Regions from separate parts of the Homo sapiens genome. Here region 2 is linked to region 1. A link is a loop called in an ENCODE intact Hi-C map of the cell type or tissue named here. Cell type or tissue: endothelial cell of umbilical vein. All regions are shown on one strand.

What was found. A loop is a pair of places that touch in the nucleus more often than their neighbours do. Peaks named below come from ENCODE experiments on the same cell type or tissue, not always from the same donor. Only the 100,000 strongest peaks of a DNase experiment are listed, where the experiment ranks them.
Region 2: a loop joins it to region 1, with 4 times the contacts of the local background. A loop is called at or near these places in 2 of 110 quality-filtered maps.

The regions. Positions count from the first base shown.
Region 1 is chr2:191,973,573-191,978,572 of GRCh38, reverse strand. All of the region lies in intron 7 of TMEFF2 (transmembrane protein with EGF like and two follistatin like domains 2), which reads left to right. The region is part of intron 1 of CAVIN2-AS1 (CAVIN2 and TMEFF2 antisense RNA 1); the gene reads right to left. Among named protein-coding and RNA genes, the nearest start is that of CAVIN2, 130 kb to the right of the region's middle. In endothelial cell of umbilical vein, no CTCF peak of the experiment used is centred here; DNase peaks (open chromatin) are centred at 652 and 1,932; H3K27ac peaks cover 3,026 bases.
Region 2 is chr2:191,855,585-191,860,584 of GRCh38, reverse strand. All of the region lies in intron 1 of CAVIN2-AS1 (CAVIN2 and TMEFF2 antisense RNA 1), which reads right to left. Among named protein-coding and RNA genes, the nearest start is that of CAVIN2, 11 kb to the right of the region's middle. In endothelial cell of umbilical vein, no CTCF peak of the experiment used is centred here; DNase peaks (open chromatin) are centred at 2,954 and 3,924; H3K27ac peaks cover 2,840 bases.

The DNA.
Region 1 (5,000 bases):
TTTAGTAAGCTTAAGGTATCAATGGGGAAGAAAAAGGAAAATTCAATAGTCAAAGGAAAGCAAGAAATCAGGGTGGTCTTCAGATAGATCAATATAATTGCTTTTTTTTTTTTAATAGGGCTGAATGCTTGGCAATTTTATTAGTGCTTCTCTTTGAAATGACTTTTCAATGAAAGAATTATTATCACCATTACAAAGATAAAGAAATTTAGGCTCAGAAAGATTAAGCAATTTTTCCAAGGCCACCCACCTATTTAAGAAGCTGAGAGTATGTATAAACTGAGATCCCTTTGACCACAAAGCTGGCCGATCGCTTTCCATTATACCGGCCTGCCTCTCGATAAATTGAGTAACAGGGAAAAGGTAGCAAGATGCATACTGGCTACATCCGAAACTATACAGTCTCTTGTGGCAGATATTAAAGGAACCCAAACAAATCCCTAATGAGGATTAAAAATATCGTATCAAAAGAACATGTTCAGGAAACTAAAAAAGGAAAAAAGAAGTAGAGAAAATTTTGTTGAGTTTCTGCTAAAAGTGCTGACATGTGGGGATATTTATGTTTTTCTGAACATCTGGTGGATATTAGTATGTTTTTATTCACAATCTTCTGTTATTAATGATAAAAGCTGAGTAATTATGATATACTGCCACAATGAATGAATACCATGCATTTTTTCCAGTGTATTACAGAATCTCATCATTCCATCAAACATAAAAACATAGTTATTTTTGAAAAGAGGAATATGGATATTATCTTATTATAACAAACTTGTTTCCATCAGAATAGATCACATTGAGTCAGCAACTCTGTTTCTAAGAGATGAGATACACTTCAAGTCATAAGATTTGTTGTTATTAATAAGTAATTCAAATTACAATTTTAATATTGCCTTTAGTTTGAGAAATGACCTAAACCTAATATATATTTATTTTGTCAAGACAAAAAATCCATTTCTAAGATTTCATGGAAGGAGAGATTATTTTATTAGCAACAGACACACCATGGCTTTTGTTTCCTTTGTAAATTGTCAAAATGAAGTGTATCTTTACTGACCCTGTAATCTTCTCCCTGGCTTCTGTCTAGAGCTCCTTCAACTATGCAAGCCTTTAAAAAAAATTCATTACTGAATACAATTGACTGTCTTCCACAAAATGCCAGCAATGACACACGCTCAGAGGCTAAAACAAGCCTGGCAGTGGGACTGCCCATAGGTGAGAGCATAGCAGGTGATGGTTAGTGGGTGCCGCCTTTGCAGCGGGACTGTACAATAGCTCCTATGGCATGGACCACACTCCTCAATCCATGCCCTCTAGCCTGCTCCAGGCACAACTAGTTCCCCCACAAGCCATGCTCTCTCTCCCGTCTAAGTTTTTTGTGTCTATTGGTCCAGCATGGAATACTCTTCTGCTTTTGTCTTTGGCTAATTCATGTTCATATTTCATGTATCGGCTTCAGATAGCCTTCCTCTGAGAATGAAAATAATATAACAGCCACTTTCATTTATTGAGCACTTACTATGTGCCAGGAACTTGGCTAAACAAAGACTTCACATTTAAAACTCTTTTACTCATGACACACATTAGTTTAAAATAGCTATAGTTTATTGAGTACTTACTGTGTGCCAGACAGGCATAAAGGTTAATAAGTTGCCCGTGGTCACAGATAGGAAAAAAGGAAAACAAACGAAAATAGGATTTGAACCAAGACATTCAAACTCCCAAGCCTGTGATCTTATTACTTCATAAGTGTGTATAGGTATCTGTTATTTCACCCGTTTTAAATGGAGGTCTTCACTCCCCACCTTCCACCCGGAGTCTGGGCCTAAGTCCTGTTGTGTCCAACATGGGCCTCCTATCTCTTCCCAGTCATCACATTGCATTGTATTTGCCTGTTTGCTTTTCAGACTCTTTCTTTCTAGATAAGGAAACAAAAGCCTTGAGGAATGAAGGAAATTGCCAAAAGACCATTAACAATAATAAATGACTAAGCCCTCTGTTCCACAGTCTGCACTTTTCTTTCTGCGGAATGACCCTTGTAATTGTAAGCCAGGGCATTTCTCCACAGATGGATATCCCATAAAAACAAAGCCAAAGTGACCTGAAAAGCACAGAGAAAATGTATGTCTATGTCCATTTCTTCCTTCTCAATGGTTCCTTTTTATTCGTTTGAAAATAAGAGTGTGAAGATGTGATTCTAATGACTAATAACAACTAAAACATTTATTAAGTGCTGATTATTTGCCAGCTCTTTTGCTGAGGGTTTTATATGGATCCTCTCATGTATTCCTCATAATAAACCTGTAAGGCAAATACTATGATTATCCCCATTTCACAGATAAGGAAATATCTACAGAGGAGTATTTGACTTGATTTGGGCCCCATAACTAATAGGCAGAGGCACTGGCTTTTAAACTCAATTTGACACAATTACTCTTTATTTGTATAAGAAGTGAGATTATTTTCAGTATTGCAAAAATTCACTGTCAATTACCAAACTATTTGACTTAGATAACATATCAATTATGTGTTGTGAGACAAACAGCAAACATACCTTATGTTCAGAATCCTTTAGAAAACACTGAGAAATATTTAGAGAATAAGAGAGAAATGAATATGCCTAAAGCTCTCCATGCTCATATTTTGCTCCTGGTTTCTTTGGAATGTCCTAGCTTGAAGAGATGATAAAGGGCTTGTATGGGTCCAATTCTGTGTTGTAGAAAGGCAGATGGGATCCTGAGGCTCTGTAAAACTGTTCCTCTGCTAGGCATACTTCATATTCTCTATATTAAACTCATCTTTAATTGGCATGGAAGATTCATTGTTCCAAATCTCAGATGAAGATCCCTATATTGGATGCAATTAAGCCTGGCAGCGCCCTCAAAAGACAGTCTTGTCACTGCTAGCCACAGCCAGGACACAGTAACAGTTCCTTCTAGTGACCCAAGACCAATAAAAAAATAAAACTACTAAAGAAGTTCTGACCTCCAAAGGCAATTAGCCCATTCCTGGTATTGCCAATTATGATAGAAAAAAATTGCCAAGCTCCTGGGACATGGAAATACACTCAGTAACATTTGAGAACTGGAGAAACTATTTTCCAAAATAGTATGAAGACATGAAGGTGATTTGTAGATATTTGAGTTTGGAGAAAGTTGAGGGAAATCAGATTACACATGTTTACTACAAGAGATTGTTAATAAGTAAAGAAAGGCTCTGATATAACAAATCTAAACAGACGAAGTGAGAATAAAATCTTAAATTCAAAAACTTGACCATCCCTTTTTAGGCAAAAAAAAAAAAAAAAGAAGAAAAAGAAAAAAATCACCTGATGACCTTCATTTTTCAATTATTAGAGTTATCTCTACTACCTAGAAATAATCACTGTCAAATTTTGGTGAATTTCCTTCTAGTTTTTTATATTTCCTATATATTTTTTTAATTAGCATCCTTCTCATTTTCTATGTCATCAAAATTCTTCATGATTTTTTTCTATTTAAATAACATTTTATCATTTTGTTGTAACATTATTTAACCATTACACTGTTGTGGAAAATTTAGGTAATTTCCCATTTTTTACCATTTTGGATGATGTTATAATTAATTAATCTCTTTGTAACCTGAGTCTTTGTGCTTGAGGCTCTTGATATATGAGCTACTACATTCCTCTTTGAAAGTCTCTACCATATTCTTTCCAATTGATGGTATCTTAAATTTTCTCTGCACCATTAACCACTGGCCAACTAACATAATAAGTGGACTTCCAAAAACTACAATTCTTCTCCAGATAGACTAAATGGTCTACTTACAATGACCCACACTGAACATTAACTTCCCTGATATTTTAGAGCAGCTTTTATAGACATGGCTGGAAATTAAGCTTACAATTAAAAAAAATAAAGAAACATAAAAAAGAATGCCATTTGCATAAACTAAGCAAACAGATCCAAAATATATACATAGTAAAAAGACCAGATGTAAATAAATAAAATTTTGATTTTGGCCTTCTTTAGGTTGTGAACTTTCAGTACTTTTGTTCTTTTCCTATCTATATTTTCTACTATTCTCAAATCAATGTGAATTGCTTTTATAGCAAAAAAGCCAATATACTTTATTTTTAAGAAAAAGATATATAGAACCAAGCAATTTAGTCCTCCAAAAAAAAACCACATTCTTCATATTGAATGATATACAGTATCCTATTACAGTAGTATGCGAAACACCTATAGTTATGACTGTACCTACAGACTCAACTGAAAGAAGAAGGCAATCATAGGAATCTCTCCAGGCCACACACACACACAAAAAAAATTCTGTCTCAATTATCTATAGCTTTCACACAAAATTGTTTTCTGATCTGGAATTATCCAGATGACTGACTCTTTCATTTTTCTTCTAACTCTACATGTAAAACTCTAAGACAATTATTTACCACTGAAAAATTGTGAAGAAAACACCAGATTAAAAATGAGAACACACAGAAAAATTGGGCATGAGTATGTAATAATTCTCCGTACTTTCTGGGTATTAGTCCATTCTCATTCTGCTAATAAGACATATCCAAGATTGGATAATTTATAAAGGAAAGGGGTTTAATTGACTCACAGATCTGAGCGCTGGGGAGGCCTCAGGAAACTTACAATCATGGTGGAAGGGAAAGTAGACACATCCTTCTTCACATGGTGACAGCAAGGAGAAGTGCAGAGTGAAGGTGGGGAAAAACACCTTATAAAACCATCAGATCTTTTGAAAACTCACTAACTATCATGAGAACAGCATAGAGGTAACTGCCCCCATGATTCAATTACCTCCCACCGGATCCCTCCTGTGACATGTGGGGATTATGGGAACTACAGTTCAAAATGAGATTTGAGTGGGGACACTGCCAAACCATGTCACTATCTTTGTTAACTTTTCTCTAAACCTAAATCTATTTTAAAGTAGATTTTTAGGAGACACACATGGCTTCTGGAGTTCTCTGCCTTTAGCCCTCTCATGAC
Region 2 (5,000 bases), 120 kb after region 1:
TACTACAGAAACTTTGCTAATATAATACAAAAAATACTACTTGATTCCTCTTTACACGGTGTAATAGTCACAAGTCCCTCAGTAAGAAAAGTGAATTAAGTGGACAATCCAATCACAAGATTGTTTTGAACTCAATATAGGATGCTAAACATATATCTGAACACAACCAACAGTTTATTTACATTTCTCACTGATTCCTCCGTTCTTATTTATTTAATTGACATTTACTCATTCATTCACTCATTCATGCACAAATATGTGTTTAAATACCTACTGTCATTTAAATGGGCTACAACAGTGGGTAGGCAGAATTATAAGGTGGCCTCCAGGATCCCCACCGCTGGTCTACCTGCCCTGTATAATCCTCACCCCTCGAGTATGGTGACACCTGTGAATATGATGAGATATCACTCCTCTGATTACGTTACATTAAGTAGCAAAGGTGAAGATATTTTGCAGATGTAATTAAGGTCTCTAATCAGTTGACTCTGAGTTAATGACAAGGAGATTATCCTGGGTGTGTTTGGCCTAATTAGGCAAACCCCTAAAAGAGGGTCTAGAGATAGGAGACTCTCCTGCTGGCCTTGAAGAAATAAACTGCCATGTTGTAAGAATGTCTCATGTCTAGACCCTTGGGTAGTCTCCAGGAACTGAGAGCACTCCCCCTCACCCTGGTTTACAGCCAGCAAGAAAAAAAGGATGTTAGTTCTACAGCCACAAGAAGTTGAAATGTGCCAACATCCTGAATGACCTCAAAAGAGGACTCCAAGTCTTAGATGAGACTGCAGCCTAGCCAATACCTTGATATCTGCCTGGTGAAATTTTGAGCTAACCCTAGTGAAACCCAGCAAATCTAACCCTGGACTCCTGACTCACAGAAACTGTGAGACAATAACTGTGCGTTGTTTTAAACTGCTAAGTTTATGGTAATTTGTTACAAATAATAGAAACATAATACAAACCATGAAAAATATAGACAAAGTCCCTGCCTTCCTGGAGCTTTAGATCTAGTGAGTGACACAGGCAAAGAGCAGCTCACAAACAGTATTATTTCAATTACACAGTGGTATGTGAAGAGTATGCAACAGGGTGCTCAGGGAGAGAAAGACTGAGGATGGCACCCCTATAAGGTAGGATGGTCAGGGAAGACTAGCTGAATAATGAGAGGGAAAAAAGCCAGCCATATGAGAATGAATAGGAAGAACTCCAGGCAGAGAAAACAGCAAGGGAGATGCCCTCAGCGGCACTGGCTATATCATTACAAAATTAACTCCAAGAACCACATGGAGACACTGATACATAAGCTCATTTATTCACTGAATGTTTAATTTAATATAAATGTATAACTGCCTAAAAAATATGTTTCAGTAGAGTGGGTCCCATTGGACATTAATCGGTTTAACTGCCGTTAGCGAAAGTTCTAATTATAGTAGCCTTTTAAATTTGGCTTTTCTTCAACCTTTGCCAGGTGGAAATGTGTCTTATAGGACTCACACTTAGCACATAATGGAAATTCAAAAAGACAGTTATTGAATTGAAATGAATGCTGCAACTTTATTTAAAGTTTCATGTTTGTTTGATTCTTTTAGGGTAGAATGTTGTCTCCTGTTAGGAGGACATAAAGATAAACAGCAATTAAATTGTACTCTATCCAAGACCTCTGATGTATAAGTCAAGATCTGAATGATGAAATATACAGCAGAAAGACTATATGAAGTGAATACATGCAAAATGAGGTAGCATAGGTAATTTTGGCTAGCTGACTAGTATTTATTGAGCTGTATGTAATAGGCACTCTGTGGTGTCATCAAATCCACAAAACATTAACACCACAATAGGTATTATTATTAGCACAGTTTTATTTAATAAGAAAAGTGAGGCTTCAAAAGATTAAGTAATTTTCTCAATATTATACAACTAGAATAATAAGCTGGAACTCGAATCTAGGTAACTGACTCTAAATCCCAGCCTGTGAACCACTAGCTGTAAGATGATTGCAATGACGACTAAAATGCACTGAGTTTTTAACCACACGAAAGGCATTAGACCAAGCACATTACATGTAGAACTAATTTAACCCTCAGACCAACCCCATGAAGTAGGTACTCTTAATGTTTCTCATTTTATAACTCATTTTATAGCTAAATCTCAGAGAGGTTAAGAGACTTGCACAAGGTCACTTAACCCTTGTAAGGCTTAGTCCCTTTATCCTAAAATGGGGCCTCAATACATGGACCTTTTCCCAGACAGTCTGGCACCACAGCCCACACTCAACCAGCACATGACACTGCTGCACTGGTATCAAACCTATGATCCAAAATAAAATAATACTTACTCCAAAACATACATAGCATATATTCTGTTCCTCATTACTCTGGTGTCAAGTTTACATAGCTAAACTATGTAACGTACATTTGGACATTTTAACGTCATCATTAATGTAATTCATTTTAGTTGCCTTTTTTCTTTTCCTCTGGACTGTCTAGTTATCTTCCATTGCTTGGCCAGTGGCCAGGGCTGGAGTAAGATGTTCTCTCCCGTCCCTACCCAAATCTCAAATTTGATTAGTAACTAAAATGTTATGCTCTGCAATTGAGGCTAAAAAAAATTAATTAAAATGAGTGCAAATTGCTTGTCTACATTATAACCTATTGTAATAAGTATTTTGTAAAAGTGGGGCTAATAAGACCAGGGGACTTCCTTGTTTTGTAAAAATAAGACCAAAGTGACTTCTAAATCCAAACAAAGTAGAGAATATTTCTCAAACTAAATAAGGTGACAAGGGTGTATCCTAAGGGCGGAATTACAGCTAACATATAGAAAGTTTGTATTTAATCAATTGTATTGTAACCTATCCAGGGCAACAAATGTGCACCAGAAGGGATATGGTCTGTGTGGAATCTAGAAAAGGAGATCCAAAAAGGAAACACCTGTCAGTGTTTATTCAGCTACGTCCTGGGAAGAGAGGACTCTGGGTCTACAACAGTGTTTTTCAAATTGTGGGTTGTGACTCATTAGTAGGTCATGAAATCAAATTATTGGATAGCAACTGACATTTTTAACAAGTAAAATGAAATAGATCAGAGTACACTGAATGAGGTAAGATTAAGTATTGTTTTGTGAAACTTCTGTTTCTATTATAAATATTTACATATTCATGTATGTCTGAGTGTGCATGTACTTTTTGATATGATAATGCATTTCACTCTGTGGATGAATAAATGAAAACCATTGGTAGACAAATCTTATTGAAGTTTTCTAAGCCAGGGGTTCTCAGACTTTGGGATTTCATGAAACCATAAATCAAATCACACTCCAAAAAAGGAAAAATTGGGACCTGATAGGGTCGCCAGTATTCTTATTCTGTAAAGTTAAAAGTAATTTAAAAAAAATTGTACTATAATGTCTTAAAATCAACATTTTGACATCAGTAATAACAATGACATAATCAAAAATAAAGCACATTCTTCTAAATTAAATACATTTAGTTTTATGGTAAGTCCACTGTATTGCCCTTATTTTTTTCATTTCTCTACAGATTCATGAAACCCCCCATGGCAAGGCATAATGTACCCAAAATATGAAAGATCAGTACATATAGTTACCCACAACTCAATAAAACATTTCTCGGGAATATCAATCTTCTTTTATGCCATCTTAGCATTTACTAGGCTTCCAAAATGGCCACTGTGCTTTGTTATACCAATTAGCTCTCTTTTTATTAATTAATACACAGATACTTGGATTCATATATTTCTCTCCTGTGAGTTTCAGTAGAGTGAGTTAATTTTCCCCAAATATTATCTAAGAATGAGCGGATAAGATTACATTTCTGGACCTACATACTGGAGATTTGGGTATTTTAGACCATGTGACTCTGGGAGGCAGAGTCAAAGATCAGCTCACAACAGTTCCTGCCATTATGAATACCAGTGTGATTAGCTCAAAAAGCTGACCCCAGAATTTCACATGGCGTTTCCCATGTTTTGAATGCTCTTCAAGAAAACCACCCGGTATCTCCTTGCTTCTGCCTGCTCCTGCATCCAGACTGCTTCCTCTTTCAGGATTTCTTTTAAACTTTTGTCATCTCGGCTTCTCCTTAATTCTTGCCTGGATCTGACCTTCTTCCTACCTGAACAATAGCTAAGCTTGAACAGACACTGTGAGGAACTCTCCTGACCACTTTGTTTTACTTCCATCTTCCAACTGCTATCAATATATTTGTGTCCAAAAAGAGCCTCCAGAACCTCATCAGTCATGTCCCTTACTATGACATGGTATATGACAGCCTGAAGCAGTTAGCTGGTCTCCCTTTATGATTTGATTTTATCGACAGCTTTTTAGGGATAACAGTGCCAGATCTGATTGTCAACAAGTTGCACCATTTCTAGCACATAAGAACCTGAGTGAGACAGCATTCATTCAGACTCCACTAATTCGTAACGAACTTTTGAAAATTAGAACCATATTGGACTTGAGTTTACCTCTGAACTATTTATATAAAGGGGGTCACTAAACAAATTAGCAGCATGAACAAAATTTAAAGAGCTTGATTAGCCATTTTGTTTCAAACATATTAACACATAAATTATATGCATTCCAAAGGATAGTCCGCATGAATCCAAATTTATCTATTCATTAAAAGAAGATTCCAATAGCACTTAAACTTAGAAATGTTTTTCTAGCAATTAGTTCAACTTACCACATATACTTGAAAATAATATAATTACATTGCATTTTTTGAAAGAAAGATCCTATAATTTAGATAATATTTTTCTCTAATTTAGATCAGGCTCCCTCCCATTTAAACTTAATTAGTTCAATCTTATGTCAGGGATATTTACACTCATTTACTCTACTGACATAACCCTCTCTCTGCCCTGATTCCTTTAAAGGTCAATCCCTGAACTGGAAAAACTCTATCTTCCCACGTTTTCATTTCTCTTACACCCTGCAGAGGAGTGAAATTAGCAGCGAGAGATGGACATGCCTAATCACCA